Linked DNA regions of Homo sapiens: region 1 is linked to region 2. The links are chromatin loops, found by intact Hi-C in ENCODE. Cell type or tissue: IMR-90. All regions are shown on one strand. Each heading gives the region's core, and the rest is flanking DNA. Links, peaks and the distances in the headings are about the cores only.

What was found. Hi-C counts contacts between places; a loop is a spot of excess contacts. Peaks named below come from ENCODE experiments on the same cell type or tissue, not always from the same donor. Only the 100,000 strongest peaks of a DNase experiment are listed, where the experiment ranks them.
Region 1: it touches region 2 in a loop (2.6-fold over the local background); 32 of 110 quality-filtered maps call a loop at or near these places.

Annotation. Positions count from the first base shown.
Region 1 is chr6:71,289,634-71,301,676 of GRCh38, reverse strand. It overlaps OGFRL1 (opioid growth factor receptor like 1), which reads right to left. Exons shown (of 7, transcript NM_024576.5): 2 at 8,298-8,384; 3 at 8,066-8,144; 4 at 5,282-5,360; 5 at 5,116-5,182; 6 at 4,860-5,005; 7 at 1-291. The region is part of intron 3 of LOC124901339 (a long non-coding RNA gene); the gene reads left to right. Among named protein-coding and RNA genes, the nearest start is that of OGFRL1, 6.8 kb to the right of the region's middle. In IMR-90, for the core only: no CTCF peak of the experiment used is centred there; a DNase peak (open chromatin) is centred at 7,336; H3K4me3 peaks cover 698 bases.
Region 2 is chr6:71,340,440-71,357,002 of GRCh38, reverse strand. No RefSeq gene overlaps it. Among named protein-coding and RNA genes, the nearest start is that of MIR30C2, 28 kb to the left of the region's middle. In IMR-90, for the core only: a CTCF peak has its summit at 7,465 (motif pointing right); DNase peaks (open chromatin) are centred at 6,892 and 7,472; H3K27ac peaks cover 336 bases.

The DNA.
Region 1 (12,043 bases), core at 4,044-12,043, 56 kb after region 2:
ATTTTCTGGGCTTTGCTTCCCTCCGACTGTTCTTTTCGAGGCGGTCCCCAGATAAAGTTCTCTGAAGGCGTGTAGTGTTTCTGGGCGAACCGCAGGAGCTTTCTCCTTTCTCTTCTGTCTCTAATTGTATAAACAAAATACTCTAGAGCACTCTGCTTAATATTGGGAATAGTATTCTCCACAAGAGCTTCATGAAGAATAAATTTTACAAGAGGAGATTTAAAACTTTCATATCCAAGCTCACCAAGGCTTTTAAGAATACGAGTGATTCTTAAATAGTTGTGCTGGGACCTGGAAGAGAGGATTGAATAAAATGAGTGGGGGAAATCAGGTGTAGGAAGGCAGGAGAATGAAAACTATTGGGAAAATATTTTTTATGGAAATGTAAGCCATGGAAATATGCTGTGTAATGACTTCCTAATGCCATATTTGATACCATTAAGAATAAACCAGAGGGTATTAAATCCTTAGGCCACAATGTAATGTCAATCTATGTGAAAGTCAAATGTATAAAATAAACTTCCCTTGTCTGTTGAGTTCTTCATATTAGAAAAATATTTAGGTTTAAATTTATTACCACTGTCAAATTGTTGCTTATTACTGAAAATACACTGAAGATGAATGATCTAACAGAGCATTTATTTGCACCAACATCAATGTACTGTACTCATCAGAGGTAACCATTGCTAAACATAAACACATTAGCTAACAGCTGACTGGTACAATTTATAGTGCCAGCTGATAAGCAAAATCCACCACGTAAGCCAACTCATAAGGATGGCGGCAAAAACTACTCTACTTTGCTAAAACAGTTCTGACAAAGGACACAAAACTGACTTATTTAGCAGAGCTTAGTTTAACAGTTAAGAGCATGGGCTTTGGAGTCAGACCTGAGTTCACACCCTGGCTCTGTAACTTAGCAGCTAAGTGAAACTATGTTTCTCTATGTCTCAATATCCTCATCTGTAAAATGGGGAAAAGTGCCCACAACTTACAGGACTGTTGTAAGAATCAAATGAGATGATACACATGCTGGGTATATAGAACTCGATAAGTACTAGATACTATTTAAAACTATTAGTATTATCATTTAAAGATACGAGATTAGGGACCACCATATTTGTACCTATCCAACTTAACCTAATTTTCTTCAATCTCTGGTCATTCTTTCCTCCTCTTTCCCTATCTGATAATTTTAAATCTTATTTCTAATGGTCTTGATTCCAAGGGTACATTTTCCCCCAGATTACACTAACATCTTTCCTCTCTATCACAAAACTAATGCCATTACTGGATGAATGTTTTCCAAATCTATTTTGTCACAATTCATAATGTAACTCCCCAAACTCACTCAGCTCAATCTTTGCTTTATTACACATGCCTGGTCAAATTCCAAAAGAATCATCAGCCACATGTATTAATCATAGGTGTTGTCAACAGCCCAGGTATTTATTTACCCAATATTGCCACATAACAATAACCATCACTTATTTCTAACTTCCTAAAGCCTGTTTTATATCTCAGACATGGAACTTTCTGCAAACATTATATATACCTGTCCTAGCTTCCAAAAATGCTTGAAGATTTTACTTTGAAATAATTAGCAAATTACTTGGGAAGCAGGGAGAAAGATGTTGATGAATTAAGGGATGGCAGAGTATGGTTCCATGGTCTTATGTTTCAATGAGAAAGTTTCTTTGGACAAAACAAAAACCTTAATGATTCATACTAACCAAACACTGGAAAAGCTAAGCCCAACAGTTCATCATCTTCATCTTTCTGGATGTTTACTAAAAAATTATTGTCTTAACATTCAACTGTGAAGCCCAGAGGGTAAAATGCAGCACAGATGTCTCAGTTTTACACATCTGTATTTTTGAATAGGAAGTAACACTCTTGAGACAATACAAATTTGGGTACAGTTAAGACAATGTGTCACTAACAGCAGGAACAACTTAGTTGTTACATTCCTATGGAGTTTGCATACTCTAAATACTTACTGACAAAACCCTTGGGCAATTCTGCCTCATATATCTATGAGAAAAAGATGTATAAAAAGGTGGAAGAATTCTTTTTTTAAAAAAGAGGAGCTCTATGACTAAACAAAATTTACTATATTTGCAACCAGCTCAATTTTATATAGCCAATCTTAGATGAATGCTGAAGTTAAAATTTCTGTACACATTTACTATATCTATATATGCTCCAATTAAAAATATTTACACAACAGTATAAAAGGAAAAAGACTTGGGTTAAAAAATGATGATGAGTATCCCAGAACAAAACTACAAAATAAAGCAATTGGGTGTTTCAGTATGATTTGTAATAAATGTCATAGTGAAAGACTAAATGGTATAGAAGAGAGTGGCAAAAATCCTTATAATGTATAAACCATCTTAGGGTTACACTATAGGAAAAAGAAAGAAGCTGAGGTTCCAGACAGAGGTTAAGGGTAGCAAATAGTGTTGAAATTGCAAGAAGTCTAGGTAGGTAAAGAGAGAAGACATACAAGGTGAGAACCAGGAAACAAAAAATAAAAGTTAAAAGGCTCCCCAGGGTCTAAATATGGCTCAGTAATCCAAGTTGATTACAAACAAAATTGAAAACACCTCTTAGTGGTTGGTCCATATATTTGTACTCTCATGTCTGAAAATATTTTGCCTCTTTTAGTCAAGGTCGCTTGTTCACTCAATGTTATTTTATTTTACTTTGATTCAATATTTTTCCTCTGCTTAGCTACTATAAATATATTGAGTTCCCTGCCTACTGTAAACTACTCAAGATGCCATATACATTAAAATACAAATAAGTTATGACATTTAAGAATAAGTCAGAAAAGGACCCAATTGAAGAAGAAAATAGAACAGACGTTTTCATAGAATCCTCTATCATTTGTTCAAATCTAGTCAGTAAAGATTTTTTGCAACTAAACTAGAGAAGAAACAGAGTGTTTTCTGGCAGATTCTAAGGCAGTTAATTCACAGCTGGAAAAGCTCTATGCTGACAATAGGTGGCAGAAAGAAAGGATGGGGCAGAGGAGTGAGAAGTGACTTAGTTCAGGCTCCCTTCCCCTGCCTCAACCCTGGAAATCATTTAATTAAAGCCTTAAAAAGAGACTCTGTTTCCACCTATAAATCAGAGGATATGATAACAAAACTCCAAGGAGGATTTAAGCTGAAGACCATATTTTGTTAATCATTTATTCATTCAATAAAAATTTATTAAGCAAGATTGCTATTCCAACCAAAAATAACAAGTTTGAGGTATCTAAAATGATAGTCGTTAAGTACATGAAAGATGAGGTACTATCAAATCCTTTCAAAAGATTTACTGTTACTATTGCTGTCTTTCATGTCAATAGGCTGCTGGCATGTAGCTCTTTCACAGTGTAATATAAGTGTTTAGAAACTCTGTCCAGAGCTAGCTACCTGTATTGCTTAGGTAGAGGTATATATACCTATGCTTTAAGTGCCCTACATAAGTCAAATTTGAGTTATGAGTTAATGGATCTTCTAGTCAGGAATATAAAGCTTTATGCCCATATCTTTAGCGTTTTAGTACAAACTACCATTTTAATATCATTGATTATAAGTAATAAAGTAAAAAGAAGGCTTTTTACTTCTTATAACATTAATATTTATACCCATCTGAATTGAACAATGAGAACACATGGACACAGGAAGGGGAACATCACACACCGGGGTCTGTTGTGGGGTGGGGGGAGGGGGGAGGGATAGCATTAGGAGATATACCTAATGCTAAATGACGAGTAAATAGGTGCAGCACACCAACATGGCACGTGTATACATATGTAACTAACCTGCACGTTGTGCACATGTACCCTAAAACTTAAAGTATAATAATAATAAAATTAAAAATATATATATTTATACCCATCTTACCAAAGCAAGGTGAAAGTTCTATAAAAACACATAAAAAAATAGTTAACTGATGCACAAAACGTAGACTGCTGTGGCCAAAGGAAAATTGCTTAGGTTAGTTTTAATTTTTTTGCTCTTAGTACTTGCTCAGTTTAGCTAATTATAATATGCTTAAAAGTACTTTAAAGCTGGTGGCTGTATAGGCCAGCATTCATAAATAATTCAACTATGATTAGTTTAAATGTAACTATAATTAGTTAAAATTTAACTATAATTAAAAAGAAAATAGACAGTGAATATGAAGAAAATATCAAGAAAAATAAACTTTGGTTATGAGTATTAACAAAAGTTATAAACATCCAACCAAATGAATACAGCAAAACAATTCCAAATAAACTATGTTAAAATGTTCTTCATAAGTTTTGGGACTTATTACCCAAAAATGAGTTTTTGTTTTTTACCTTAATAGTGAAGACAAGTGTAATTTTCTCTCTCTTTTAGTAAAAACTATGGGCCCATCTCATTCTTATAAAATGATTTTTATACATCATAGGCTTAATGCATGAATTTAATCTTAAGAAGGCATTATGCTTAGAAACAGATTGTGCCCCAAGAAGCTTACAGCCTACAAGAAGGAATACACAGAATTGTACACAAGCAATAACAATAAACTCAAAGAAATGTGGCATAAGGAGGAGGGAGAGAAGCAACATTTGGCTGTGGGCAATAGGAAGGTTTCAGGGAGAAACAGGTCTGAAGCTGAATAGCTGTGTTTCTACCTAGAATTTTGTTCCTTTTTGTTGTTGTTTTGTTTTGTTTTAGAATGTGGTACAGGAATGTAATGCATTTCAGACTAGCTTTTTAATCCAAATTCCTGGGCCCATCTCATCTGCTAGTTGTTCCTGCGTTTCATAGAGAACTCTGACCAAGGGAAAATAACTGTGCTGGCCCCTGATTTATCACAGGGGCTTTACTTACTCATTCAGATGCTGAAATCTTTCCTGCCAGTTAACAGCCCGAGCAACATTTCCAGTTTTATCAGTCAGTTTTATTCCAAAAAATTCTAGCATCATTTTATAAGCCAGGAGGAATCTTCTAATTGCTTCTTTTGTTTTTTTGAATTCCTAATATAAAAAATGAAAAAAGTCACCTGAAATGATTCAGTAGCTACAAGGACAGTGAAATAGCAATATTATTTGGCCACCCTGTATAAAATGAAATGAGCTTGCATTACCTCAATTTCATATGTAGTTAGTTCTTTGGCATAGAAGTTCAAGCCTTGTTCTCTCAGGGGGAAAAGCCTATTTATTTTAAAAAAATAAAATTTTTCTATTAACGTTGTCTGGAAAACATACATGATTAAATAGGACATGGTTCAAGATAGATAATATGTAACTGACCATTGAATGTAAGTGTGGTTGTGCTCCAGTTTTTCATAATCTCCTTTCCATTTACTTAGAACTTCTTCAATGTAAACACCTAAATAGTAAATATTTAAAAATGAACCAGACATTTCAAACATTGTGAAGGCATTTTAAGATTCGAATCACTTGAGTTTTATATGAAAACTTGTTTAAATTTAATAATAGCACACAAGAATAGTGCTTTTAAAAAGATGAATACCCTATGCCCATATATTCGGTTATGTGATAAATCTAATTAAAAAAAATTAATAGCACCTCAAATTGCACAAGGCTTTGTTGGACAATGTACTCTAAAGCAGAGCTTGGCAAACTGTGGCCTGCCAGCTGTTTTTTAAATAAAGTTTTATTGGAATATAGCTATGCACATTCATTTATGTACTGTCTATGGCAGTTTTTGTACTACAGTAGCAGAGCTGTGTAGTTGCAATACAGACCCACTGTCCCCCAAAGCCCAAAATATTTACTATTTGCCCCTGTATAGAAAGTTTGCCAATCCCAGTCCTAGGAGTTATATAGTTCTTTAAATGCTAAATTGGATCAAAATGAATTGCATCCTAGGGAAAAAGAAAGAAAGGGGAGTAGAAATAGAAGAAAAGAAATGAGAAGGAGAAAACAAAGGAGAAGGAAAACGAGAAAAGAAAAATGTAGGAAAAAGTTGTAAGTGCTTACTACATGCTGTGCCCATATTACACAGAGCGCACATTTTCCAGCTTAGTCTTCACAGAATGCTGCCAGTGTTATGATCCTCATTTTAACAATGAAGAAACTGGGAGATTTGTTCAAAGTTACACACTAGTAAAAAAGTAAATCTTGAGTGCAACATAGGTCTTTCTGGTTCCAAGAAGTAAGCCCTTTTCACCCTGTCCACTTTTCCTCTACAAGAACTTACAAAAACAAAATCCTCCTGTTCCTAAGTCTGTCAAGGTCCTTACAATTGACTAGCCATTTAGTCAATGTTGTAGAAAATAAAATAGCAATATAATATTTCTCCGAACATAACTCATCTCATTCTTGTTTCCTCCAGAGATCACCAGTTTGTAGTAGAGGCCCACTCTCGGAAGGTTTGGTAAAAAGTTGTTTTGAATCATAATGTTGGCTTTATTGGCATGTTGAAACCATTTACCTCTGTAATTTTCCATTTGTTTTCCTTTCCAACTACCACTCCTCCTGCCTGATAAATAAATACCATTGCAAGATTATGCTTACTGGCAAGTAGTGTGTGTGTGCGTGTGTGCGTGTGTGTGTATACTAGGGAGGAAAGTGAGTTGATATAATTTGTATAATAAACTAGGATAAACATTTTATCTGACCTTAGCTAAAACTTCTGACCCCCACCAATCATAAGATTTCAAAATAAACTTTGTAGTAAAGATTACCAAAAATTCAATATATTGCTTGAAATTACTTTTTAAATTAATATTTACAAAATAAATTCCCTAGTAGAAAAAAATAGAGTTAAATACTATCATAGCTTTATGTTTAATATTTTTAATATGTGAAGGCATTCCTTTAGGAAAATTGTATGAAATTCAAATCAGACTCAAATTAACAATCTATCATTGCATTTCTTCAAAATATTTTTCTACCCCAAGTCCTAACAAAATGAATAATTTGGCCAATATTTTTCCATTAGTAAATAAAGCAGCACATTTCTATCATTAGTAAATATAACTGTGCAATTTTATCCAGAGGTTTCATTCCACATCACAGCAGACTTTCAGGACACCAGAAAGTTAAAGACAAGTAGATCTGGCCACGTCAACGATGTTCTCAAATATTAACTCCCAACTGGTAGGTCTGTTGGTACACAGTACTGGGACTCCCTCCTCCCAAACTCAATCCAGGCTTTAGACCTCTTGCCTCGAGTTAGTTCACCAAAGAATGCAAGGTCCTGCCACTTGAAAGCCTTGCAGTCTATCTCCTTCCTTCTGTGACTCACACTGCTGTGGAACTGGCTCAGTTTCCACTGAGAGCAAATAGCAGAAGCCAGGGCAGTCTGACCACCTCACACAGAAAAGGGCTCTTGGGAGAGAAGCCAGCTTTCCTAGGGTGACCTGGATAAAATTAGGATGACCACCATGAACCACAGCATGATGCCTCAATGAAATATGCAATGTTGTGGTCATATTACCATAGCAGCTGCATCTTCTCACTATGGGTTTGGAAAATATCCTAGGAGGGCAATTGCAGAGTTGGGAAGGAGACAAGTGTATTTGGCAGAGTTGGATGGAGATCTACTGTATCTGCAGTTCCCTTCCCAGAATATTGGAACTCCAAACAGGGATTGCTGTAGATTGCTGATACTGAATCTGAAAACTGACAGGAAAGATAATTCTAAATACAAACAGCACTTTTCAATCACATGCTAAATAGTTTTCAGCTATGGCACAATGGAAAGAACAGTGGACTCTAGAACCTGCAATCGAGTGACCTAAGCTTTAAGTCCTAGTGACCTAATCTTTGAGATGAGAAAGCTGAATTTGATCTTCTCTACTGTTCCTTAATAACCTAAAATTCTATGGTTCTATACATCTCCTCTCTCTTCCTGTCACAAAAATTGTCCCTACTATCTTTCAGATAATAGCAATGTAAATAAGAAAGATACCATTAATCCATAGCTCTTCCTCCAGAATTTACCAAGGGGACACATTAGACTGCATAGCAAAGTAAATCCAATCAATGAAACAAACCACAAAATAAAGAATAACCAAGTGTATGTGATTATTTAAAGTGCAATTTATCAAGTAGTACGTTACTCACCATCTGGCTTGAATGGAATTTTATTCTTATAAAAACGAAGATTGCTCAAGTCATTTTGATATCGGATATCTTTGAAGTTCTGCTAAAGGAAAAAATAAATCAATCTCCAGCACATAGAAATACAGTAAAGATACAAGGACCCTTCATGCATGTTTTCTCAGTGGCACCATAAAAATTTAAAAACAGAAGGAAAATAGTTTACAGTTTAAAACATAGCATTCTATACTCTTACTGGGTACTGGTGTCGGTACTTGTACAAATCCCTGGCAGCATAAAAACTTCTCTTTGGTTTGGCAGTTGCTTCAGTGGAATCACCACCCTGAAATAAAAGGTGAAACTCCGTTTACATGTTGACGCAAGATAATTTCACAAAGAAATTTCCAGAACAAACTTAAGGAAGATCCATAAAGAAAGCCTGAAAATTGTCAATCTGTCCAGATTAATGAAAATATTATAAATATTCCTTTAATAACGCTTACTAGCAATATTTCTTAGCATCCTATTTTTCTTATTTGAACCAATAACATTTGTCCTAAGATATATTACTGAATAAAACACTTTATTATTAACCAAAAACCTAAGAGGCCAATGTTATGGATCAATATCCATCAAAAATGGAACTCAAAAAGGAATTCAAGACATTTATTTACCAGATGATTATGCAAGTGATTCTATGATAAAACTTATTTTAGAATATTTTACATAATACTAAGAATGTGTTAAGTTACTAAATCAATTCTACAAAGAAAATTGTCATTAAATTTGCAACATTTAGCTGTACTTGGAAGTCAAGTAATATTTATGAAAAGAAAGGATTTTAAAACAAACTAGCTTTCTAAACTCCATCCTTTATAATACCATGACAAGTACACAAAGGCATGAATAATCATCTGTTCACTGAATGATAATACAATGTGATATAAACATTTAAAATATATACACACAAAGCAATAAAATGCTCTTAAATGGAATGGTGTCCAATTGAAACAACTTATACATGGTAGTTTACTCATACTGTTCAAACTCTTAAGTAAAATTCCTATCACCATGAACTGATTTTTAAAGTATAAGATGTGGGTTAAAATAATCGATTTGCATTCCCTATATGTACTATTATAATGTATGAGAAAGTGCTGATGACAATCATGAAAAAGAAAAACTTTAGACCTTTAAGAGTCATTAAAAGCTTTGCCCCAAATTCTTTTCTCCTCAACCCCTGTCCTCCATCTGTGTTGACAGATTGGCATCCTCTAAGTAATTTTCACACATTTTTGAAGTGGTGTGATTCTCACTATTACTACAAGTACCGAGTTACTTCAACATCAAATCTTCTGATGCTTAACATTAGTTACGCTGTCATGTTACATAAGCAAGGAAAAGCTTGAATTCTGGTCCTTGCCACACGTTTCAAAATAGCTCTGCCTAGCAAGTTTCTGAATCTATTTAGCCTGAGATACAACCATATGAATCATCATCCTACATTTGTATAGAAGGCACTCTCCATTTACAAAGCACTTACATATATAGCGAATAGACAACAAACAGGGTTGACAGTCAAAAGGCATTATTTCATTTGATTCTTAAAACACACCTGATTGACAGTTAATAAGTGTTTCCATCTTAGAAACAAGATATCAGGGGCTTAGAGAAGTTGCACACCACCCAGAGTCCAGTGACAGTGCAAGAACAAGAATCCCAGGCTCTGGGTCCCAAGTCCAGGTCTGAATCAATCTCAGTCACACTAAAAAATGAAGGATATATGGAAACCTTGGTGTAGTATCAGTAGCCCAAGACTTGGAGTCAGAAGACTAGCAATCTGAACGCTGCTTACTTGTATTTGTGAGGCCTTAAGCAAATCATTTAGCTGAATCTTAGTTTTATCATCTCTGAAATAAAGATAATGACTCAAGCCCTACCTATTTCTCAGGATTATCATAAGAATGTCTGTGTCCTGCCAGCATCTGCTCCTGCTCTTCCAACCCCTATTCCCTTTGGACTCTCTACCCAGACCCCTTTCACCTGCTCAGACAAGGATTCTGTTGTTCAATATTGTTCCTCTTTCCTGGATCATCAAAATTTCCCTCTCTTCTCGATCTCAAACAAACATGCTGTAGTATCTTTAATCTTAAAATAAACATACAAAACATTCCTTGACCCAGGCCTACCATCAATTACAGATCCATATATCTACTCCTTTTTTATAGCAAATCACCACCAAAGAATTGCCCATACTTTGTTTCCTTCTTTTCTTTCCCCATTTTCCCCTGACCCACCTCAATCAGGCTTTTGTCCTCAGCACTCCAACAAAATAGTTCTTGTGAACTTCACCAATAAGTCTCCATCTTGCCAAACCATTTCTTAATGTTCACCTCAGGTGACCTCCCAACAGAACTGGGCCAATTAAAGCATCCCTCCTTCCTGAAACACTGTCAGTATTTGGCTTACAGGCTACTATAACTTTCTTAGTTTACTTTCTGTCTCATTGGGCTCCCCTTGTCAGCCTCCTTTTTTGGCTCCTCCTCCTCTTCATACCCTCTAAATGGAGGGGTGCCTAAGGTCCTCAGTCGTCATCACTCCTTGATAACCCCTTATCTTCCCATGCCTTTAAATACCATTGATCTCAGATGCTGAGGACTCTAGTCCTGGACTGTCTCCATTCATAGATGTAATTTAACTACCCAACAAATGATTAACTACCCAACAACTCTACTTGGATGTGTAATAGGATATCAAACTCAAGAGAATCGTTGATTTAACCTCCATAGCTGCATTCTCCCTAGACTTCCCTGTCTTGGTTAATGTCACCATCATTTGTTCAGTATTCAGAGGGACTAGGATGATGCAATGGAAGTGGTGTGAAGGAGTCAGTCTGGGATACGCTTTAAAAGTAGCTCCAGTATTACCTGCAAGTGGATTGACTCTGAGGAATAGACAACAAATAGGGTTGGCAGTCAAAAGGCAAAATTGAAAAGCAGATTTTTTGGGGAAGTCAGATGGTGATACTAACAAGAAAAATTAATCATTAAAAGGGAATAGGGAGGGCTGGTGTAGTCTACTAGTTACTGGGGTTGCAGTTAACTGACTGAACATTATTAAAATGTTTTATATAGATGGACCTGGTTAGTTGGATTGAATCTTAGCTGGTGTTTTTTGATATTCCAAATTTCTGTAGGAGGTTACTTAATTGGGAGACAAACGTAAGGGAAAAACATGAGAATGCAGCATCTAATAATTTAATAAGATTGAATTAGCAATGCAAAACAACAGCGGCAAACCAGACACAGGGGCAGATGGAAATTCAGAATTCCACAGGTCCAAGGCGCTGATATCAGTGATAGATAGACTTGGGTTTGCATCATCCTCTCCCTCAGTGATCTTGGGCAAGTTTTCCTTTCTCTCTAAGCCTCAGTTTTCTCTAAAATGGAGACCACACAGCAAACACCCACCCCAAAATTGTAGTTCATTTAAATAACACGTTTAACACAGAGCCTGCACTAAGACTTTATGATTTCCTCCTTACCTAAATAGAATTGATCATCAAGATGGCTGAGGCGGTGTTAGCTGTAATATTTAGGTTATGATTCCCCCAAAACCCTGTGGTCACATTGGACTTTGGGCTCCATTTTCCCAATCTCCATCGCCCCTAGCTGATAAAGAGAAGGGCCTAATGTGGAGCGGCAAACCTGAACCACCTCCAGGATGCACACTTCTTCAGGGGGTCGGCTACATATTTCCTCCTTTTTAAAGTTCCTGATTATTTTCAGTCCATCAGAGGTTAAGGGGCTTATCTCTTGACTAACCTCTCCTCCAAGCTGTATTAGTCAAACAGTTCAAACACAGTTGGATCAACAAGTCTTCTGGTGAAATAAGATTCGTGAAGAATGCCCTGAATCCTAGGTTGAAAGGCCTGAGTTGGGCAGAACAGTGACGTATGAACTTCAGATGAGGGCCTACACTTCTGACGGCTTAGACCCCACT
Region 2 (16,563 bases), core at 3,863-11,862:
AAGAGAGGACAGAAACGAATGGAAAAACATTCCATGCTCATGGATAGGAAGAATCAATATCGTGAAAATGGCCATACTACCCAAAGTAATTTATAGATTCAGTGCTATCCCCATCAAGCTACCATTGACTGTCTTCACAGAATTAGAAAAAGCTACTTTAAATCTCATATGGAACCAAAAAAGACCCCATATAGCCAATAGATTCGTAAGGAAAAAGAACAAAGCTGGAGGCATCACGCTACCTGACTTCAAACTATACTACAAGGCTACAGTAACCAAACAGCATGGTACTGGTACCAAAACAGATATATAGACCAATGGAACAGAACAGAGGCCTCAGAAATAGAGCCACACATCTACAACCATCTAATCTTTGACAAACCTGACACAAACAAGCAATGGGGAAAGGATTCCCTATTTAATAAATGGTGTTGGGAAAACTGGCTAGCCATATGCAGAAAACTGAAACTGGATCCCTTCCTTACACCTTACACAAAAATTAACTCAAGATGGATTAAAGACTTAAATGTAAGACCCAAAACTATAAAAACCCTAGAAGAAAACCTAAGCAATATCATTCAAGACATAGGCATGGGCAAAGACTTCATGACTCAAACACCAAAAGCAATGGCAACAAAAGCCAAAATTGACAAATGGGATCTAATTAAACTAAATAGCTTCTGCACAGCAAAAGAAACTATCATCAGAATGAACAGGCAACCTACAGAATGGGGGAAAATTTTTGCAATCTATCCCCCTGACAAAGGGCTAATGTCGAGAATCTACAAGGAACTTAAACAAATTTAGAAGAAAACAAAAACACTGATCAAAAAATGGGCAAAGGATATGAACAGACACTTCTCAAAAAAAGACATTTATGTAGCCAACAAACATGAAAAAAAGCTCATCGTCACTGGTCATTAGAGAAATGCAAATCAAAACCACAATGAGATACCATCTCACGCCACTTAGAATGGTGATCATTAAAAAGTCAGGAAACAACAGATGCTGGAGAAGATGTGGAGAAATAGGAACGCTTTTACACTGTTGGTGAGAGTGTAAATTAGTTCAACCATTGTGGAAGACAGTGTGGCAATTCCTCAAGGATCTAGAACCAAAAATACCATTTGACCCAGCAATTCCATTACTGGGTATATATACCCAAAGGATTATAAATCATTGTACTATAAAGACACATGCACACATGTGTTTATTGCAGCACTATTCACAATACCAAAGACTTGGAACCAACCCAAATTCCCATCTGTGATAGACTGGATAAAGAAAATATGTCACATGGAATACTATGCAGCCATAGAAAGGATGAGTTCATGTCCTTTGCAGGGACATGGATGAAGCTGGAAACCATCATTTTCAGCAAACTAACACAGGAACAGAAAACCAAACACTGCATGCTCTCACTCATAAGTGGGAGTCGAACAATGAGAACACATGGACACAGGGAGGGGAACATCACACACCGGGGCCTGTTGGGGGCTGGGGGGCTAGGAGAGGGATAGCATTAGGAGAAATACCTAATGTAGATGACAGGTTGATGGGTGCAGCAAACCACCATGGCACGTGTATAACTATGTAACAAACCTGCACGTTCTGCACATGTAGCCCAGAACTTAAAGTATATATATATATATAAAAGTTTCTACACTAAGAATAATCACAAAAGTTTCTAAAATAAAAGTTCTCTAACATGTAGAGCAATCTTTTCTGATTGAAAAGTTAAGCCTTCATGAAACAGTCCATTGGCTTCACAGCCATATCAGATTGAGAATCTAAGTTGGTGTAATACATCTTTTGAGCTGCATTTTTTAAAGCTTTGGACTGTGTCAGTGAAGTATGCAATCCTATTGATCAACTATTCCAACTGGTTATCCCTGAGATTACAAAACCTTTTTCCAGAATTAAAGGAGAAAAGCGTCAATTTTTGATGAAACCTTATAGGGAAGATAAATTTTAATATGCTAATTTTATGCCAGAAACAAATGAATATGTACAACTTATTATGATAAACATAACTTCTATAGCATTTGGAATTTTAAAACCTTATGGACCTTCCTGGGCCACTGGGAGTTAACAGATAAGATTTTTTGAATCATAGATTCAATGCAGGTCAAATTGGCCTTAGTTTTGCTTGCCCTAATTTCAACTAGCATGATTACCGTGATGGAATCAGGGTTGGGTCAATATTCTCTGGCCTTCTGTAGGGGCACTTTAGTGTAGAAACAATCCCAAGGCAGAAGCAGTAGACTACAATTATGTTAAATTATTTTTAGGTCCATAAATGGATACATTTGCGGGTTCTATTGTTACAAAGAGTGATAAGATAAAACCTTGTTTTCAACTGCAGATTCCATGTCTATGAAGCAGGAGCTATCAGAACATGATAGTAGCATGTTCCTTCCTTCCTTGGTGCTGGGTGAGGGAATGGTGGTGTTGGTGAAAGATGAAGATTAAGAATAGGGAAATATTAGGAATAACAATAAAATCAATGTTTTTTCAAGTCTGCACTAAACTGAAATAATTTGCTTGTATACTCAACTTGTATGGAGATTAAATAAATATTTTTCACAGTCAGGAATAAAATGGCTATCAACCCCCTCTGTTTATAAATGTGGTTCTCAAAATCTAGGCTTAGTATGATTTATTAATGATGATATAATGAAAGCCATCTTCATATTAATTAAAAGTTAGTTTTATTAAATATAAAAAACAAACACAAGAATAGCAAGGAAACTACTAAATAAGAAGACCTCTGGGATGAGGTAGTGGGAGCAAGGCAGAACTACTCCCAGGTATAAAAATGTGTTTCAAAGCTCTTTCATTAAATGGTAAGTACTGGCACAAGAATAAACTGTCAGATAAAGGGAGTAAAATAAACCTCCAGAAGTAGATCCAGCTACATATAAAAATTTATGACAAAAGTGGTATCTCAAAAATCACTCGGACAAAAATGCTCTGTTTACTATACAGTGTGGGGACTAGTGGATAGCTGTTTGGAAAAAGATAAAGGTAGATCCATTTCTTTCATCACACCCAAGAATAAACTCCAAATGGATCAGAGATCTAAATATAAAAAGTAAAACTATGCAAGTACCAAAAAGAAAAAAAACACCCCATGAGTGAATTCTTCTGAAACCAGTGTATAAGGAAAAGCTTTCTAAGTGTGACTACGGTCCCATACACAATAAAAGACTGATAAATTTGACTACATAATAAAAATTTTACATGGCCTGAAAAATACCACTAAGTCAAAGACAGCTGACAAACTGGGAGAAAATAGTCACAACATATATCAGATAAAAGGTTAACTCCTTTATTTGAGAACTTTCTAAAAAAAAGGAAAAAAGATCTACAGAAATCCTATAGAAAAAGACCTGTAGAAATCCTATTGAAAGAAACAAAAAGATATAAAAATAGCCCTTGATCACATGAAAATATATGTAATTTTAATCACATAAAAATGTAAATTAAAACTACATTGAAATTCCATTTTTCACCGAAAAAGTTGGCAAAAATTCAAAAGCTTGATAACACATTCTGTTGACGAGACAGTGGAGAAACAGCAATGCCATACTTGCTGATGGATAGGTGCAACTCCTCTGGAGAGGAATTTAGCCATCTATAAGCAACTATCTATGCCCAAATCTCATCACAGAAATCCCTCTATGAATTTATTTTAAATGTATATCTTTAATAATATGAAACTATAAAAACATAGGTATTAAGTTATTCATAGAATACTGTTTATAATTGTTGAGCATAGAAGATTGGTTGAATAAACTATGGTACATACAGAAAATGGAGTACTATACAGCTGTAAGACAGAATAAGGAGGAACACTATTTACTGTTAGGGAATGATTTCTGGGAGACTTAATTAAGGGGAAAAAAGCAAAATGCAAAAATGTATATATAGTATGCTAACTTTGTGTATAAAAGAAGGGACATTTTTAAAATTTATATAAATGCCTATTTTTACAGAAAGGAACACTGGAAGCACAAATCAGAAAACAAGTTAGTTGCCTTTAGGAGTTTGGGGAAATTGGATAGAAGGAATACAGAAAGAAGTGACACATCTCTGATTATACCTTTTTTGTACAGTTTGACTTTTGAAAGCATGTTAATATTCTACATATTCCAAAAATAAAATCAATATGAATAAGAAGGAAGTTCCTTCTTTTTTTTTTTTTTTTGAGACAGAGTCTCGCTCTGTTGCCCAGGCTGGAGTGCAGTGGCATGATCTCGGCTCACTGCAACCTCCACCTCCCAGGTTTAAGCAATTCTCCTGCCTTAGCCTCCCGAGTAGCTGGGACTACAGGTGCGTGCCACCAGGCCTGGCTAATTTTTTGTATTTTTAGTAGAGACGGGGTTTCACCGTGTTAGCCAGGATGGTCTTGATCTCCTGACCTTGTGATCCACCCGCCTCGGCCTGCCAAAGTGCTGGGATTACAGGTGTAAGCCACCGTGCCCTGCCAGAAGGAAGTTCTAAAACTGAAAGCAAACTAAAATACATGAACCTAACTATATTTCAAATAAACGCCACAGCCATACTAAAGGAAAGTAAAGGAAGGAGGAAAGACCAACTAAAGTAACTTATAAATACAGTATCTAACTATATCCCCTCATTCTTGGGGTAGGAGGGGAGGAAGAACTGCAAGCAAATCTCAAAATCTTGGTAGATTTGTTACTGTAATGACATGGGCAAAGCAATTCCAAACCTACTTCAGGTATACCAAAGGGTTGCACAAATGAATAAATGTGTTGATGTGGTTGGAAGTTCTCACTGTGGAAGAAGGGACATATAAATATGGAATGATGGAAGGCAAGAATGTATACTTTGGGAGTGGATTGGAACTGCAGTTTTGATATGAACTCATAATTTCTCAAATATGCATACATTTATGTGCACAGATAGATGCACGTGTATATTTACACATGTCTGTTTATTGATGTGCATGTGTATGCGTATGTGTGTATGTGTTTGTTTATACATATGTGCCTAGATTGCCTAGCTCTCCTTACTGAGAAAGCCAAGAAGCAAAGACCAGAGTAGCCATGAGCAAACCTAACACCCAGACCATGGTCCTCACTAAAAGGAACCAAGGCTTCTAGGAGAAATGTCTGATTCCAGGGTTCAGACGGAGTAGCTTGCTCCTGAGGAAATGGGCTACCTGTGGCATCCAACATTTGTATTCCTCTTCCTTCAAATCCTAGGGAGCCAGCCATAGTTTCTTCCACCTACTATTGATATGGTTATCAGCCAGTTTTCCTGGGCTTCCATGAAGTTTATAGTGATCCTCAGGATATTAAAGAACTTCTACCAATCCCAAATTGTCATTTATTTTTATCCTGTGTTCCTGTGAACACTTTTTTAAAGGCAATGTAAAACTTGGATCTTAATAGCCATCATAGTAAGCTTCCCTTATTTGTAATTGGTTCCACATTTCTACTCCCATATGTTTTTGTCAGACATTATAAATCTGAAAGGTTTTCTAGAACACAAAATAAATGTCAGAAACAGAGGCAACAGCAAATTAAACAGCTTACATTGCAGAATACACTCAGTATAGCATGGATAAAAACTCATTGGTCAAGAGGATTTACAGTGTGAATTTGCTGAAGCTTATTGGCCCTACAAGCTCAATAGCTGACAGTGCAGCTGCCCTCAGAGCATGGGGAAAAATACATCAGAAACAAATGGCACTCTAATAAATTGGCCCTCTAACATCTTCCAGATGTGAACATAACATTTTTACTACCAATAGGATTTGAGTGAAGATTATAGTTTAAATTATCAGCCACAATAGTGTGTCCCAATCCCTGGGGCAACCTACCTGAAGGAGAGTTACCTAGTCACCCAGAATTGCTGCCATCCAAGGCCTTTGGCCTTTACATTTACATGGAGGCAGGTCTGAGCTCTGTTCCAGACAGGCTCAACTTAGTGAAGCAGGGTCCAAGCAGTCACCAAGCAGACAGGCTATGCTTCTTTCCTTGTAGAAGAGTTAGGGCGAGGAAAAGCAACTGAAAGTTATTCTTCCCAGGGTTCAGATAAGGCGTTAACTGCCTAATTTACAGGCCCAAGAAGGACCTGCACGTCATGGCAAATTTTGAGTTCTGTAGTTTTTTTAAGTGTGAGCTCCCAACTTTCTAGCATGCACCTCTTGCTTCTGCTTCACACTGCTAAGCCATTTTTCCCTTTTTTGTATGAACTTTTATGGCTCCTTCTACAGATTAATTCTGGCATAACAGAAGAGGCTCAAATGACTGTATTATAAGACTGAGGCTCACCCAACATCAATCTTAGTTACATGAGCTGGATTATTACCAGTGTTAATGTTTATTTGCTTAATTTGCTTGTCTTTGGATGAAAAGAAAATGGGATACCGAAAGCATTATGGAGGGAAAATAGATTTTCGTCTTCTCCCTCTCTATCCTTGAACTACCTAGTACTGTACTTTCAAGTGGCTTATGGAAAGGATTAAAAGTGAAGGGTGAAAAGACAAATAGGAGCTGTTTCTATTGTCAGCCTCTGAAGTTCCATGAACAGGCTGAAAGTTCAATTGAGGTCTATGAAAAAATTAGGAGATGCCAAAAGGCCAGCAGCCAAGATTTGTGTCTTTGTGCAAGAACTGAATAGCTACCAACAAACTAGGAAATTTTTAAAACCTTGCCAATGATGGAAAAGTCCTATGAAAAAGAGAGTGAGAAAGGGTGAAACATTTCTGAAATAATTAGATTTATGAACTCGTAAAAGAGTGTTCTCTACAGATCCTAGGCCTCTACGCATGTAGATAACTGAAATTTTAAGACTAAGAAATGACATTTTTTTTTTAATGATGCTGTTAGTAATAGTGGTTGAAATGACTCAGAGCTAACTTGGATTACTTTAGTGAAGGGAAGTGACGTGCATAATTATTAGTCAAAATTGAAGTTTACAACAAGCAAATATGTAAATTTGTAAGATGATTCTATTTTTAAGTTAATAACATGACATCTAGAGGATTTTTTTCTCAGTAATAAATTTCATTAATTACATTCAGAAAATAGTGATTGGCCCTTCTTAATTTTCTTATGCTTCTGAATATTTAAATTAAAAATATATCTATTTTGGTCATCTTTTTAAAAAAGATACTAGTCAACATAGTGAAAAAATTCTGGCTGTGTAAAATGAATTGAAACAAATGCCAAAAAGTAGAAATGTTTTTTATAAAGTGGAATTTGAATTTTTAAGATTAAAGTGACAAAAATATGATTAAGGCAAATATGTAGGATTTTATTTACTGGTCAATTTATAAAACATGTAAATGCTTCAAAATGCTTAGTCAATAATAATTTTCTTTTTTATAATTAGAATCTTTATCAGAAATGAATTTATTGCTGGTTATTTCTGTAAGGACGACTTTTCTGTTAAATCAAGTATCTTAACAGAAAGTTGGCTGTAATAACAGAGAAGAAACAGTAGAGGGCACTTTAGTTCTCTGACAAAATAATAGCATTTCTATAACCTTATAAAAATCAGTAAAATCGACAATGAGATTTGAACTACCTAGTGAAGGTTAAACAAAAATGTAAAGCAAGTTCCTCTGCTTCGCATAGTCTAACAAAAGATATTTCAGGTAAATTTCAACTTCTTTCCTTAAGCAATTCACATAAATCAATTGGGTACCATATGAAAAACATGTTCTCAGATCTGCAAATTAGTGGATCCAACATTTCAAGAGAATTTCATTTTTAAAAATCACACAATTATTTGGAAATTGCCTGACTTGTTGGATGCAGTTGACTTAAGTCAATAAATTCTCATTATCCAGGATTTTTAAGAGGCAAATTGAGTACTCTAAATATGTAAGAATTAGCAGTACATAATTGTATATTTCTTGGTCTTAGACATGTTTCTTATTCATAATTTCCTCTAAAATCATCTTTATCATCATTGCCATCACCATCATAATCATCATTTCAAGGCATAGTTGCCACTTTCAAGTATGTTCCACTCTATAATAATTGAATAAAACAATAAATACATGAAAAAGCAAACAATGGAAAAGACATTGCACAGTTAAATCTAAATTGTGTAGTTTAGTTTGTAAATGAACTCAGGCGAATCATTAAAATTCTCTGGGCCTCAGTTTTTACATTTTATAAATGAGATTCCATACTTGACGATGAGACTCTACAACACTGTCATCCATTCTTACTTTGTATATTGTTCTGTCAAATTTGGTCATCTGTGTCCTAGTTCTCAACAGATTTATGGTGTTTCTTAACCTTTTAGAGTTTAAAGACCTACTGGAAAATCTTATAAAATATATGGAGCTTATACCCCTAAAAAATGCTGTAATGTATACCTTACTCAAAATGAGCATTCATTTCAGGAAGTTCGAGGACCTTCAGAAATCAATCCATGGGCTCCACAAGCACTGTATCAAGAGGCATTCGAGACCAGTCTGGGCTAGAGGGTGAGACCCTGTCTTTATGAAAAAAGAAAAAGAGAGAGAAAAATGAATATTTGATAGAGGCACAAATCATGCAGTTCCCACATATTTGGGGGTTATTCCTAGAAATTTCGTGTGCTGTTGTTGGGTAAAGATAGGCAATGAGGATGGAGAGGGAGGTAGGCCATATCCAGCAATTTTGGACTTTATGAAACAAGAGGAAGTAAACTGGAGTGTTTAAACATAAAGGTGGCCAATATGCATTTTGGACAGCAAAATCAGAAAGTAGAATGTGAAATAACTGGAGAAGAAAGACAGGAAGTGGGGAAAACATCAGTTTGTCAGCACAATAATCTGGGTTGGAAATAGTGAGAGCCTATTTTAAAACCTCTCCAACATTAAGGATGTTCCCTTTTCTAAGATAGGCCTACTTTGATTCTGTATAAAAAATAATAAGACAAAGTTTTCAAGCACTAAGGGACACTTTGAAATTAGCCAAACGTTTGTTCTGTAATTCCTTTTGTTTTTTACTCAAGGCAACAGTTAGATGTTAGCAACCTTGCTTTTGTACCCTTTTGTCTACATAGGGTATATCAAAAGCTTAAGCAGCCTAGGAGCCACTGAGGAGATGTGGCAACTCCTCCTGAATAGGAAGATATGGAGGGCTTTGCTCACCATGCACATCCAAGTTCAGTGACAGGTGTTCTAACTACTTTTATTACCTCCCTTGGGGCAACAAGGGTGGCAGAAATGATTGACCACTCATATTGTCATTTAAGGCTGGACCCAGGTGGAAATGCCTCTCCATTCTCTAGTAGCCAGATTAAAATGAGCAAGCAAAATTTCTGGATAGGGAGGTTTATCACAGGATTTTAGTGAAAATTAAATGCAACATATATAACTTTATGTATAGATTGTCTTCTAGGAAATTTGTAGACAGATCCTGTTACTGCCTTACATTACCAAGTCCATTTGTTTTCTATAAGAGAGGGAAAATATCATTAATTTGATGGCTAGGATGAGATAGAGATGTCCTCATTCTATTAAGGGAAATTTAACTAGGAGCCTCCAAAAATAAAGCCAGAAATAAGGCAAGGTCAATGGAGTTGGAGAAAATAGATTAGATTTGAGCATTAGTTTGTTGAGTCCACTCGGACCTTGGCATTTAGTTAGATGTGGGAAGTGAAACTGTTGGTTCTAAACTATCTATAGAACAAAACCCACATCCCTCATTGGAAGCACGTCACGATCTGGCTCAATCCACCTTCTAGCCTCAGGTCCACCCACTGCCCACCTCATGGTCTGTGTTCAGTGGTCACCAGGCTACTAAACACACCATGCTCCTTAATGTCTGTGGGACGCAATGTCCTCTTGAATAAGAATGTCCTTCCCCACGACTGTCCCCCTCTGGTGAAATCCTATGCATCCCTAAACCTAGCCTCAAAGTCACCTTCTCTACTTAAGCCCTTGTTGACTCCCTGTCTACCTCCTGTAGGCAGAATTAACCGCCTCACTCTCTGGGCCACCTCGGACTGTGTTCATATGTATAATGCTCATCATAGTATACAGAGGTGAATATTATTCACATCCGTCTTTCCCACTACACTGTGAGCTCTCAAAGAAAGGTGGTCTAATTCCTTTCATACTCCAAGCTCCTAGCACAACCTTGGCACATAATATGAAATAGAACAATACTTCTTAAAGAAAAGGAGAGAGAGGAATTACAGTCAAAAGGCTGTTGTAATAATCCAGACAGAACGTCTCATACATATGAGCCTATATTATATATAGAAGGTGGGACTGGGAATAGAAATTCAAAATTATTAAAATAGAATAGTAGATTGGATGTGTAATTAAATGTAGGGACTGAGAGAGGAGAAAAACTTGAAGATGATTCTGACCATGTTTTCTGGCCAATAAGACTGAGAGATCCTAGAGGATATTGTAAACATAGGAAGAAGAGGGAAAGGGAAAGGAAGTTAATTTCTGTTCAGACTTTTGAACTTAACATGAAGGGGGATTTTAGAAGATTGTTGTGTATTCAGAACTGAAACTAAGTTCAGGGCTTACAGCATAATCATAGAAACTATGAAGTGGATAATATTGAAGGGAAAAGAACCAATAACTGTATTTGGGGTTTTGTCTCTAAGAAATGGGGAAAAGAAGAGAAGGAAGTGAAAGGAATCTGTTGAGAGAGCAGGTGAAGTGATCCAAGAAAAGGCAGTGCCATGGGAACCAAGAAAGGAGACCAAAAGTGAAGAATGTTGAGTCTGAGCCAGAGAAGGACTGATGGAGCCATTGCCACTGTAGCCTCAGAGAGGGCAGCTTCACTAGAACAATGGCAGCAGAATGCAGATGGAGCCAGCGGGGAGAGGAGGTGAGGAGAGTGAGTGCAGCCTGCTCTCAAAAATATTAATCTTAACAGGGCTGAGGGATCTTGCTATACATCCTATAAATCATTTCTAGTTGTGACCTACATTGTCTTCTAATTGAATGTTGGCTTAATCAAATTTCATTAAAGTTTCAACTGCCCACAGCTACTAAGATAATTTTTGCTTTTTAAATTTAAGACATTAAAAATAGAATCTCTGTATAAGCCTGGGGTTGGGATGGAGAAATAGCTCGATGATTCATTTATCCTCTCTTTGAAAGTATATCATTTAAATCGCATTATGAATCAACTAATTTAGGGGGTTTTATCCTAATAAGATAAACCCAGAAGACCTTAAAGAGTTCTTGGGGTGCGGGGAGGAGGCACTACCATTAAATCTAGTTGGAATTGCATATGTCCAGCTGCTGTAGGGCTGGGGTCAGGGTTTAATTGTGAGCCCTACATACTTGAAGCCATCATTTCTTACTTGGCTTTCTCCTCCTGTCACTGTAGATTGCAGGCTGTATTGTTTAATGTAGCAAAGGGAGAATTGAAATGTCTGCCTTCCTCGCAGTTGGGTACTTTTTATTGTCTCATCCCCTATTTATTACTGAGGAGTTCTGGACTTTAGATCATAATCAGTGAAGCTTGTGGCTCTCTTTATCCAGTGCCATGCCCAGCTCTGGGCAGGTTTATTCTATTGAATTTCAAATTGAAGACCTGTGTGTGTTAGCCAATTATATTTTAAATACATTTTCTGAACCGGTTTTAGGAAGTTTATTAAAATCCAGTTAAAAAGCAGGCTTTTCAGAGATCAAAGATATTAATTACATAATACATCTCACTCTGTCAGTGGCTTTTTAGAAACTATACTAGATAGATTTCTGCAAAAGAAGTGTTTCTCTCCCAGGGGAAGAAACAGGAGTCCCAGGTGAAAGAAGTTTGAAAGAGCTAAGAAACTTGAGGAAAGAGACTTCTGCTTCTAGTAATCGCAGATGAGGCAATTCCTGCTGAAAACCAATTTTAAGAAAAGCTGTAGTTTATATGTAATATATTTATTTAGACATAATTTACGTATGTATTTTGTTTATTACTTGTTTACATGTTAGCATCTCCCTGCTAGAATATAAGCTACAGGAAGGCAAGAATGTTTGTTTTGTTCAATGATATATCCCAAGCACCTGGAACTCTATCTGGTACATACCAACTGCCCCATAATTATTTGTTGCATGAATCAATAAATTATCTAAAACCTCTTAAGTCCTGGGAGCATTTCACTTTACTACCACAGGGTAGCTCTCTTTAGTGCCCCGTCCTGTCCCTGCCCCTTTACTCTCTCAGACCTCTTTGTTCTCCCACCCAGTGCACTTCTACTGCATCTCACTCCCCCAGAGAACACAACCCAAGGGAGAGTAGCCCATCTCCTGTTCCACTGTTTAGTGAAAAGAATCCTCCATTGTCTTTTGTTCATTCTCTCCCCATGCAGTGGACATGAGAGAAAGATCCCATAGCCCTCTTGGTCTTGGTTGGAACAGGAGGAAAATGAAAACTGGACATCCATCTTAGGACTTAATCCTACGGAGACCACAAGCTGGAAGAGGCACTCAATACTAGCATGGCTTCTGTGGCATTTTGATGAGTAGTATGGGCTCCACACTGAAATATTAATATCTTATTGTTTTGATGATGATGATGATGTTCATTGGCCCAGGGCAAAAGGTAAAGGTTGTGTTATAAAGCTGATCTATTCAATATCTGTGGATGTTAACTCCACCCCATCCCCTTATTGAACAATTACGATGCCTATAAATATTGTATTGAGAAAGAAAAAAAAAACTAAGGCAGAAGATATCATATTACCTGTCCATATGTGACATTTTGGCTGGCCAAGCCATAATGGCCAAAGAGGAGCAACTGTCAAAATTTAAGTGGGGTTAGAAAAGAAGAGAGGAACTTGCACGTTTGCACCTACAAGGACCCTCTTTTCTCCTCTGGTAGCCATGGAAACCACTCCTTGGACCTCCTTTCAAGAGACTCTGCATGGGGAGCACAGTTGACTGACAGCTCCAATTGCTGCTCCTTCGAGTCCACCATGGCACTCATGCCCACGCAATGTTTCCTCCAGGGTTCTCCAGGTAGAGATGGAGCAGGTGGGGTTGCCAGAGGCAGGCCATCAGGCCATCTTGACTGATGTGGGACTTCTAATGCTTCCAGGTCTGAAGGCTCACCTGCCACTTCCTGCTCCCTCCTCCTTTACCCTTCACAGGAGTTTCCTCCCCATAAATTTCTTGTGTATCTAGTCCTGTCTTGGCATCAGCTTCTTGGAGGACTTGAACTGATATGCACTCAACAGCCAGTAAATCCTGCTAATTCACAAAATCCTTGATTATCAGTACTAAAGAAAGACACTGGGGGTGAAGATGTCATCTTCTAAAAGACTTACTGGGGATAATCTACCACCAAATGTAGGTGGCAAATGCCATCTTTGATCACATAATGGAATCAATGAAGGAGGTTATTGATCTGGTTCAGAGGTGACTTTAGAATGTCCCAAACCCTTTAAATATGTGTGTATTGAGTATGTGTGCAATTCTCCTTGAAGAACATTTATACCTTTCATCTCATTAATCTACAAAATTATCAGCAGTGGCAGCTAATTGTCAGTTAACTAGGTAGTTGACAAGTCACATTAACATGAAATCTGTGTTTCATGTAAATAAAAAAAATAAAATGACTTATTTTATGCAATAATAGTCATGCCTCCATTTTTCACTCCAAACTAAGTGAACTTTAGTCATCCTAGGAGCTCTGCAAACTAAGCCTCTAGTACAAAAACAATCAGTACTGCATTCTTCATCTAATTCTGAACTTTAAAAGAAAACATGCTTTAATTTAAATAGTTATTAACATGAAAGAAGTAAGTAATTGAGAAATCGGTAGGTTAATTTTTCATATTAGGGAATTAAATCTCAGTAGAAGATGCTTCAACTCTTAGCCCAGACAATGCTTAAAGTTAATCCACTGGAAGATAGTGGAAATACAAAGCACCTCTAGCAGCTGTTCTCAAGGAGAAGGTTTATGTCAGCACCGCTTACATCAACTATACTCAGAACATTTGTGTCAGCAGCATAAATGCTGGCATGTCAGCATCTCTGTTTTATACCTACCCCCCAAAATGTGCATAGTTTAATTAGACCAAATACAGAGAATGGTTTGTTTATAGCTCATCCTGGAAGTAATAGCTTCCTAAGGGAAACATTCCTGCCCCACCCTGGGGAACCATCTGATATTTGTCAGTGAAAAACCAACCCCTCATGGCTTGTTCCCTACAGGAAACTCTTCTCAGAAAGTAATAACTTTACTCCTGGATCTAGTAGAATATTTTTCGTGAGTTGGGACCAATAATTTGTCTGGACACCCACAGACATCTGTGCTCTACTACTACCAACTTCAGCTAAGCACTCTGAATTCCTCCCTGTGCAGGTTTATCTTGTTCGATGCTCAATTTCAATGTGAAAAAGAAAGCTGCAGAGAGAACTAGCAGAATAACAGAACAGCCCTATAATCCACTGTTAGGTTAAAATAAGTGAGGCCTTCAAAGGGACAGCAGGATCCTTGGAAGGGAGAGTAGCTCCATGAGCAGAGAATGACTTAGGGACAAATAGAGAACTCACTTCCTTTCATCCTGGAATGTTTTTTGAGTTTGTTTGGTCCTTACCTTGGTAGAAAATTCTTGCTCAGTATTCTCAATGTCTCAGTTCCTAGTACTGAGTGATAATTTTAGGAAGCAGCTCAAGTTCATTCCTCAAAAACTAAGGGAAGAGATTTTGTTGAGTGGGGGAAGGTTAACAGTTGCATAGTGCATAGGTTGCTATCTTTTCAGTCACCAAGGGGAGAATTAAATCCAGTTAAGGTTTAGAAAATATTGAATCATTTGAAACCCTTTCTATGGAGAACAAGGTGCTAGGGATAAATGTCAGAGGAGTGTTAAAATAAGACTGTGTTAAGACTTTTGAAGAAGAAACCAGAGATCTCTCTATGACAATGACAACCAGATACTAACTTCTGACGAAACAGTCGCCACCTCCAGCTAAGCTCCTTCCTGACCACTAGCTGAGTTCCTTGTATTTCAGTTTCTACTGGCACCTTCTTTTTCTAAAAGGAGCAGTCACCTAAATCCTGAATTAAAACATTTGTTCTGAAACACACACACACACACACACACACACACACACACACAGCGATACTTGTAAAGCATTACTCTTCATTGCAGAGATATCATGGGGTAGTCAGCAAGTGTAATGTGGCCATCATAAATTCAGATCAAGTGAGGGCCCTTGTCTTGGGTTTTTGGATATATACTAAAAAATCTTTTTACCAGGGCTCTGAAAGAGACCCAGAAAGAAAAATAGAAAGCTTAACTTGGGGCTGCAAATGTCCTCACACAGTAGCAGTTAATGCTTCTGCAAATGCCTATGGCTATAACCCCACTGACTCTTAAAAAGAAAAAAAAAGTATACAAATCTTTTTTTCCAGTTTGACCAATGTCTGTTTCACATTTTAAAGATATACTTTCATAGTCATAATTCTGGAAAAGCCAGTTATGGACATGAGGATCAGAGTAAAATATATTAGGTGTCATATGTTACTTTGTTAACACAGAGTAATAATTTTTACTTGCACTGCATCTTTTTGAAAGATCACAAATTGCTTTACTGCTGTCACTACAGAGCCACTATTCAATCATTTTGAGGAATTATAAAGGACATAAAGAAACTTCTGAAGATGAAAGAAGGAAAATGCTTTTCCAATCTAATAAAAAAGGAAAAAGATGTGTCACAGGAAATCACAGATTGCTGGACCTTTATGAGTACCAGGGCAAATGATCAAACAAGCCCTTATAATACTACATAAGATATGTAGCAGTGACACAGCTTTCTGAAGAGCATCTTACTAACTAGGATTATGTGTGTGTGCTTTTTTTGAAGTAGTTTTAATGCCAATAGATTTCTGAGTCCATTGCATTGAATAAGTAACAAGGTGTCATGGACTGGGAATAAGAGACATGGATCTAGCCTTGTCTCTTCCCCACGTGACTCTGAGTAAATCACTCATCCTTTCATTTGTTGGACTCTCCTTCCATAAAATCATGTAATATTTCTTACTTGTCAACATCCCTTGGACTACAGCCCTTGAGAAGTTTAGGCCTGGGGCCCCAAATCCTCAGGCTATTTGTCTCTCTATTAAATGCCATCTAGGGTGGCTGCTTGGCTTGCAGGATACCCACTGCTGAAATGCATCTCTTTCATGCAGGAGTTTTGGGATGGAAAATGGCCATACCTGGACCTCAGGATCGCACTCTCCTTTCCTCTTGTACACTGCTGATTAGTGCAGACATAGACACTTTATTCAAACTCGGTTGATCAAATTCTCTCTCCCAGGACACTGAATGGAAAGACAGAAAGACGTACAATGATAGGAAATTGTCAGTCTAGAGGGTCACAAGACATTTTAAAATTGTGAAATATAATAGCATAGAGTAAAATAGATCAGAGGGCGGTAATCTTAGCATCTTTTCCCACCACTCACTGCAGTGGCTTCCTCACAGTGCGTAGTACTAGATGGGGCCAGCAGTGCTGGTCAGAGACTCCCATAGGTCCCATTTCCTATTCCTCCTTTTTGGAATGCCCCACTCTACAACCGTTCGCCCTCATGTAGGGTCAACCAGATGCCCCCAAAT